Linked DNA regions of Homo sapiens: region 2 is linked to region 1. Evidence: read pairs that join two places in POLR2A ChIA-PET (ENCODE). Cell type or tissue: HepG2. All regions are shown on one strand. Each heading gives the region's core, and the rest is flanking DNA. Links, peaks and the distances in the headings are about the cores only. Region 1 overlaps TRIM9 (tripartite motif containing 9). Region 2 has its middle 34 kb from the start of TRIM9.

Evidence for each region. ChIA-PET counts read pairs that join two places held together with the same protein. Peaks named below come from ENCODE experiments on the same cell type or tissue, not always from the same donor. Only the 100,000 strongest peaks of a DNase experiment are listed, where the experiment ranks them.
Region 2: POLR2A ChIA-PET joins it to region 1 with 5 read pairs; 2 of 35 experiments call an interaction of 5 or more read pairs at or near these places.

Annotation. Positions count from the first base shown.
Region 1 is chr14:51,002,899-51,007,299 of GRCh38, reverse strand. All of the region lies in intron 5 of TRIM9 (tripartite motif containing 9), which reads left to right. Among named protein-coding and RNA genes, the nearest start is that of PYGL, 61 kb to the right of the region's middle. In HepG2, for the core only: no CTCF peak of the experiment used is centred there; DNase peaks (open chromatin) are centred at 1,859 and 2,499; H3K4me3 peaks cover 885 bases.
Region 2 is chr14:51,126,420-51,130,820 of GRCh38, reverse strand. No RefSeq gene overlaps it. Among named protein-coding and RNA genes, the nearest start is that of TRIM9, 34 kb to the right of the region's middle. In HepG2, for the core only: a CTCF peak has its summit at 1,466; no DNase peak of the experiment used is centred there.

The DNA of each region.
Region 1 (4,401 bases), core at 255-4,254:
CCTGGATCAGCCTCTCTCTATTCCCAATTCTTTCAATGAGATAAAAATCACTGAAGGGTATGTCACAAGTAGCTTAAAGGAAAAAATATGTCACAAAAGAGCAATAGAAAGGCTTTTGGTGAAAGAGGAAAAAATGAGCTAACCCAATTAGCCTCAGTGAGGGGGCAGGAGGAGGAGGCAGTTAGAGGGTAAAAGCCTCAGGGTTTTGAAATGCTTTAATCATCTGTCAAAATCCTCTCCTCCCCCATTCATTGCCCTCCTGAGTCATGTCCATCTGCTCACGGTGGAGTCCAGGCCAGTTGGCAGGATGGTAGAGATTGAGCTGGAGTGAACAGGCCCTTCACTGGGTATGGGAACTGCGAGTTCATGCTCTCTGCATCACAGACCACATTTCTAAAGCACTGTCACTTGGCCACTTAGGACTGCGCACAAAAGTAAGAGGGACAAGGCTGTTTGTCCAGTCTGTTCAAGTCTGCACACACAGCAGAGAATACCAAGTATTCTCAGGGCCAAAACGCAGAACCCTCTCCCAGCACAAATCCATCTGAAACCACACAAAAAACAGAACAATGATTCATGAAGTTAACCTAACAGGCCATTTGGTATAATACTGGATTATAGTCTTCCATTTTCATTTTCTTTTTTAACACTTTGTCTAATTTAATTTACTTCTGATTATTATCACTCTGCCTGGTTAATTTATATGCTTTGCTTTGTGCTCATTGAGTTTAATTAATTCAGTGAGAGCCTAGCCTTCTTTAGAATCTGAATAATTTTCATCTGTCAGATGCTTGCGATGGAAAGAAAAAGCCAAAGGTCATGACACAATAGAACTTGATTGGCTGGAGTTCAGACTTCTATTGGCCTCTGTAATATCTGTTAATATATACACAACTCTTCCTGTTGTGGCGTTCATCTTCTTATTTTTTAAAGATATTCTTTGTCAGTTTAATAAACTGCCCTTTCACAACTTGTCAGTAAAAAATATGTCAAGAAACTGCACCTCAAAGAAAGAAGTAGCATTTGGAGTGGTATTAAAGTAATCCGTCCATTGTGAAACTAACAATACATGTAATCCAATATGTATTTTCTAATTGTGCTAAGTTGATTACAGGAGGAAGTTAAAATATTTTCAAATTTACTTAAAGTATGCATTTAAAGTTCTGACTCAAAATCATAACTAAAATATCTGTTTACTTCTTGACTCAGAATTTTATCAAACATCTCTGGTTTCAAAAGCTCATCATAGACGCCATTGTTGTTGCCGTTGTTTTTGTTGTTGTTGTTGATAAAAAAGAAAGTAGGTTTGCAGTTGGCTTTTACGTATTTTCACTCAGACCAGCTGCTATTCAGCAAGAATGCACTATCTAAAGTTTTACTCTCTTATTAGCTACGGATTTAACTGACCCATTCTGATTCCACACCACCCTCAAGCAATGGGATCAATCTGGAGAAGGCTGGTACCTTTTTTCAAATATCCCTAAATTGTAATGGCACGTTTTCTGGTTGTATTTTGATTAGAAAATCATCTTACCCTCTTTCCAGAAAACTGGAAGTGGCATTTGGTCTTTCAGACTTTTCTTTTATAGAAAACAACATATTAAGTTTTGTCTTCTACTTTTATTAGAGAGTAATTAAAAAAACATTTTCCACTTAATTCTAAGGTTGTATGATCAGCTCTTTTCCAGGTCATAGGAAGGAAATTTTAAGTCTTCTCCTAGTCAGCCAAGGGCTTTACTGTTTGGTTGAGAATAGATTTCAGATACCTACTTCCTCCCCCAATAAATATTAACCCAGAATTGTCTAAGTACACAAAGAATCCCAAGATTCATGAGTCATGGTACTGAAGTGAAATGCCAGTTTGTTCATTCTGAACCAGGACGAAACAATGACCTAACAGTTCACCAAGCCTTTTTAGCACATAGACCATTGGCTGTTAATCCCCTTAAGTGCCTCTACTCACCTAAGGGTGTATTTATTTTTATTGACTCAAGTTGAATATAAGAGCCCTGAGTATGCACCAAGGTCATGGGCAAGGACAGTGTGATCTGAATAGAGTCCCCTATAAATCATAGGGGGAAAGCTGCCAGAGGGTTAGCGGGGATGGAATGAGCACACACACTTGCATGTAATCTGTTAATGCTGATAGCCTGAAATGCATGGACTCAAAACCTGCGTTCAGGGTTATCTTTAACAGTGTACCGGTAATAGCTTTCCAGAAACAGCTTGTAGTTCTGCTAAAGTCTAAACTTTCCTCAGATGCCATTTGTATTGTTCAGCCACCATAAAGGGGAATGACAGTCTACAAATGAGCCTTCAGAGAAGATAACACAGTAAAATTGCATTCCCAACCACCATAGTTGTGAAGGTAGAATCTTTATTTGGGGAATCTTTATTGTTCACATTATAGGAAACAGAAAGAAACTTTGGGAATTAGACGTGCAGACTTTCCTCCAGTACACTATTTCTAAACACCGGACTGGAGAGGGGCAGTATGATGCAATGCTAAGCACACAGCCTCTGGAGCCAGGCTGCTTGGCTTCAGATGCCAGTCCTGCCACTTACTAGCTGTAAAACCTTACTGTGTTTCCATTTCCTCAGCTGCACAATAAAGATAATTGCAATACCTTCTTTATAGGATTATTGTGAAAATTAAATGAGTGAATACCTGTAAACCTCTCACAACACTCTCTGGCATTCAGTAAAGTGCTTGAAAGCATCCCTTATGATTAGTGTTCCCTGTTGAGGTTGGGAGCCCAGCTTCTCTTCTCACTTGTCCCTGCCACACTCCTGTGTACTTTCACAGAGGAATTCTGGATGGTTGTGAGTGTTCACAATCTGAAAGATCACTGAAAAAAAAAATTAAACAAATAAAATGTGAGATAGAATTTGAAATAGAGTGGCCTTAAAAAGGGAAGACATTTGAAAACATTGGTATAAGAAGCTGCTACTGGAAAATTTAATTTTGAACCACAGCTCCGCCAGACCTCTTCAAGGAAGTCAGTGAGAATAGCTTCCCCCTTGTATTTTAAGAGAAGAATTTTTAGCCTAAAGCTTGATTTTACAGGCTAAAAGAAGGATAAATGCTGGAACCCTGATCAGGTCAGGGGAAATTCATTCTTAAGGAAAAAACAAAAGCTGCCCCAGAATGATCAAGAAAGTGTAAAAATCAATATAGCTATGACAGCCCCAATAACAGGAGTTCCAGTAAAACACAATGCTCTTCCTTAGATTTCAGTCCAGAAACTGTAATGCTATCCTTTTCCAAACCATAAAAGATAGATTAATTGGAAAGTACTTTGGATTTCTAGTAGACCATTTATTTTGTGCCTAATGAAGTTAAATAGGATAACATAACACCCACTATAAAATATATTTTTCTAGAATGTCAGCCTGAGTTTCTGCTAATGAGGCTGTAATTTTGGCACATTCACCTTTTATATACAACATCACTGGGGGTAAATAAGGAAAACGGAAAACTAATTCTCAGCACATGGAGGAATAGATTCAGACAGATGCAAATATCTCTGGGTTAGTTCTTTCTTTTTTTTTTCCTCTCCACTCCCTTTGACTTTTTGTCCATTTGCTAATTTGTCTAAATCTGGGACAATATCAAGATCTGAAGATTATTGAGAGTCTAGCCTTTTTTTTTTATCCTTTTGGTCTTTTAAACTGTATCCACCAAGGGCTTATAAATTAAGTTCTGATGTTTTAATTACACATGACATCATGTATTTCAGTTACTTTTTTAATTATACCTATGTCTACACAGGTACATTTGAGTTTCTTATCAGAGACATTGTAAGCATTTGCATGATTTAAGTTGAAACCATCTGTGATCTTATTCTTTGATTTTTGTAATTGATGAAATGTAGACTTACCTGAAACATGAACAAAGGAAAAAAGAAAGACTAATATGGAGCTAATGAAATAAGAGCATAAGGAATTGTTTCATGGTGGGCGCTAACTAATAAGGACAGTTAAGAATAAATACCCCCCGGGGGGAATCATTCATGTCTCTACAAGCCCTTTGAAGAATGGTTTCCCAAAACTTGTTATATTTATCTTCCGTAGTAAATATGTTAAAAATGTATTTTAATAAAGAAAACAAATTTAAAATAAAAAGGAAAGTCCCTAGTAGTTAAAATGACCTAAAGTTAATCCTGCAATTACGACTCCTGGGTGATGCCTATTTATGTTTAGATACTCTCATTAGAAGGCATTATGTCTTCTGTGTCCTTCTCTTTCCAACCAGTCCTGTAGTTTATTTAGTGAGCAAGACAATGAATTTATTTCCTTTCCTCCAAATCTGGATTTCTGGGGCTTCTGAGCCTGCAGTAGCTGTAGCTCTTTGATAAGATTTCATCCAAACCCTGTGCCGTTGAAGCTTAAAACATGATT
Region 2 (4,401 bases), core at 134-4,133, 120 kb before region 1:
ACAAGGCGGTGTCTGGAATCTTGTGAGTTGTGGTCAAATGCCGGAGCCTAGTGATGCTGTGTTAGGAAGGGGATTGCAGGGTGACACCTGATTCCTTGAGGCATTGAGATGACTGTTAATAAACAAAATTATAAGACACCTGGGGACAGGAAATATGTCCCATTTAGGACTTTAGAAAAATCAACTTTTGACTGATCCAATTTCAGCAATATGGCAGACTGAGAAACATGAAAACCCTCCCACTGCAATGCCTAGAAAGGATTTATAAAATATAATACAAATTATTTTAAATGCAAAGCCAAATTCATACATTCTTAAAACAGGAACATCTCCAAGTGCCAGAAAATGGGTCACTGGAAACCACAGAGGTGACCTGAAACCATAGGCCAGGGTAGTTCAGGGATAAGGGATGCAGATGGATAGTGAAGGGTAAGGGGAAGCTTACAAGGAGGAATCAAGAAATCCACAATCATAGTGAGACTGTAACACACCTCTCTGTTACTGATAGTTCAAGCAGACAAAAACCAAGGTTTAGATTTGAATATCATAGTAAACATTCTATTTGTCCTTGGGGAAACCAAACAAACATTATAGGATCCTCAGCCACAGCCTAAACCCTTGAAGCACTTTCTCAAAAGGAACAAAGATCCATGATATGGAAGTGAAGAGTGCTTCCCTCCTGTTTGGGATCTTACCTTTTATGTGAATCCTGAATGATAAATAAAAGTTCTAACAAATGAGCAGCTCTCACGAGGGACACAATGGATGAGGAGGATTCTTTTGACCCTGATTAGAAGGGAAGAGGAGCAATTGAGAAATAAATATTAGAGTTAAACTGTTGTGAATGTGTATTAGTTTTCTATGCTGTGTAACAAATTACCACATATTTAGGGGCTTAATACAAGACTAAGTGAAAGAAGTCAATCAAAAAAGACCACATATTATGCAAGTTCATTCACATGAAATGTCTTGAAAAGGCAAATTTATAGAGACAGTCAGTAGTTTAGTAATTGTGTAGGGCTGAGGAGTTGGGGAGTAACTGCTAATGTGTGTGGAGGTTTTTTGGGAGGAGATGAAATGTTCGAAGATTGTGGTAATGCTTACAAACTCAGTGAATACACTAAAATTCATTGAATTGTACATTTTAAATAGGTGAATTATATAGCATACAAATTATACCTCAATAAAGCAATTAAACATGCACACTAACACATACATACACACATTATCCTGTCACAGTTTCCATGGGTCATGATTCTAGGAACCATTCAGCTGGGTCCTCTGCTCTCAAATGGTTGCAATCAAGGTGTCATCTGGGCTATGTTCTCATCTGGAGGCTCAGTTAGGGAAAATTTGCTTCCAATCTCACTCAGGTTGTTAGCAGAATTCACCTTCTTGCATCTGTAGATCTGAGGGCTTTGGTTTCTTGCTGTATTGGGTAAAGACCACCCTCAGCCGCTAGAGGCTGCCTGCAGCTCCCAGCACACAGCCCTCTTCATATCCAGGTCACATCATGGCCACTTGCTTCTACAGAGCCAGTAGGAGAGCAACAGTGAGTGCCAGTAGCATGGAGTCTTCTTTAATGTATTATGACATAATCATAGGGGTGATATCCCATCACCTTTGCCATATGCTTTTGGTTAGAAGTAGGTTGCAGATCCAGCCGGGCGCGGTGGCTCACACCTGTAATCCCAGCACTTTGGGAGGCCGAGGCAGGCGGATCACGAGGTCAGGAGATTGAGACCATCCTGGCTAACACAGTGAAACCCCATCTGTACTAAAAATACAAAAACTTAGCCGGGCATAGTGGCAGGCACCTGTAATCCCAGCTACTCAGGAGGCTGAGGCAGGAGAATGGTGTGAACCCAGGAGGTGGAGCTTGCAGCGAGCTGAGATTGCGCCACTGCACTCCAGCCTGGGCGACAGAGCGAGACTCTGTCTCAAAAAAAAAAAAAAAAAAAAAGAAGTAGGTTGCAGATCCTACTCACACTCAAAGGAAGGGGATTTGAATATTAGAAGGCAGGGGTCATTGGGAGTAACCTTAGAGTCTGTCCACTGCTGGCCACGACCTGGATATAGACATTCTGTGTTGCTATCCTGGGACTGTTTATCAACAGCTTCCTCACCAATGCCAGAGCAGGGTAACGACTTCCCATCTCACCTTCGGCATGTTGTTGATACAATTTGTCCCATAGCCATTGCCTATAAATGATGGCGAACACAAAACTTGCTAGTTTTCACTTGTGTATTTTATAAAAGTACTATACGACTATGGAAACATTCCAAACAGTACAGATAGGTATAAGTATTAAGTAAAGATTCTCTATGTCTTTTCTTGTTCACAATCACCTTGTTCTACTTCTCATGAGTAATCTTTGGAAATAGTTTCTGGATAGTGCAAATTATCAAGATTATCACCATTTCAGTATAACAAGAGCACCATCCATACAAGCAAAAATAGGAGTTCTCCTGGGCCAAGTGAGTTATTTAGTTTTCTGAGGCAGCTAAGATGAAGATAAACAGATAAGAGATTCAGTAAGGTGGAAAAGAGGTGAAAACAGGGCCACTGCAGAGAGGCAGCCTCCAGCCTGTGCTTCTGTGCCCAGGCTCAAATAATAAAAGTTCAAAGATAGGTGGAGAAGACATTAAAACCAAAAGGATAATTACAAAATAAGAAAATTAAAAGGAATAAAATAAAGCAATTTACATAGTATAAAACCAATAGATTACTTAGTTGGAAGTAAAGAGGAAAAATATTATAAAATATCTATGAAAAACATGAAAGTAAATAAAGGTCATAATGAAAGCAATTAAAAGTCCAAACATAAACTAGAAAACCTAGAGAAGATGGATAAATTCCTGGAAATATACAACCCTCCTAGATTAAACCAGGAAGATATAGAAACTCTGAACAGACCAATAACAAGCAGTGAGATTGAAATGGTAATTAAAAATTTGCCAACAAAAAAGAGTCCAGGACCAGATGGATTCACAGCTGAATTCCACCAGATATTCAAAGAAGAACTGGTATCAATCCTGTTGACACTATTCCACAGGATAGAGAAAGAGGGAATCCTCCCTAAATCATTCTATGAAGCCAGTATCATGCTGATACCAAAACCAGGAAGGGACATAACAAAAAAAGAAAACTACAAACCAATATCCTTGAAGAACATCGATGCAAAAACCCTCAATAAAATACTGGCTAACCAAATCCAACAGCATATCAAAAAGATAATCCACCATGATCAAGTAGGTTTCATACCAGGGATGCCGGGATGGCTTAACATTTGCAAGTCTATAAATGTGATACACCACATAAACATAATTAAAAACAAAAATTACATGGTTATCTCAATAGAAGTAGAAAAAACATTCAACAAAATCCAGCATCTCTTTATGATTAAAACCCTCAGCAAAATTGGCATAGAAGGGACATACCTTAAGGTAATAAAAGCCATCTATGACAAACTCACAGCCAACATTATACTGAATGGGGAAAAGTTGAAAGCATTCCCCCTGAAAACTGGAACAAGACAAGGATGCCCACTTTCACCACCTCTATTCAACATAGTACTGTATGTCCTAGCCAGAGCAATCAGACAAGAGAAAGAAATAAAGGGCATCCCAACTAGTAAAGAGAAAGTCAAACTGTCACTGTTTGCTGATGATTATCATCATATACCTAGAAAACCCTAAAGACTCATCCAGAAAGCTCTTAGAGCTGGTAAATGAATTCAGCAAAGTTTCAAGATATAAAATTAATGTACACAAATCTGTAGCTCTGCTATACACCAACAGCGACCAAGCTGAGAATCAAATCAATAACTCAACCCTTTTTACAATAGCTGCAAAAAAATAAATAAAGTAAAATAAAATACTTAGGACTATACCTAACCAAGGAGGTGAAAGACCTCTATAAGGAAAACTACAAAACACTCCTGAAAGAAATAATAGACAACACAACCAAAAGGAAACACATCCCATGCTCATGGATGGGTAGAATCAGTATTGTGAAAATGACCATACTGCCAAAAGCAATCTACCAATTCAGTGCAATTCCCATCAAAATACCACTATCAGTCTTCACAGAACTACAAAAAACAATCCTAAAATTCATATGGAACCAAAAAAGAGCTGCAAAGCCAAAGCAAAACTAGGCAAAAAGAACAAATCTGGAAGCATTACATTACCTGACTTCAAACTGTACTGTAAGACTATAGTCACCAAAACAGCATGGTACTGGTATAAAAATAGGCACATAGACCAATGGAACAGAATAGAGAGCCCAGAAATAAACCCAAATACTTACAGCCAACTGATCTTCAAACAAGCAAACAAAAACATAAAGTGGGGAGAGGACACCCTATTCAACAAATGGTGCTGGGATAAATGGTTAGC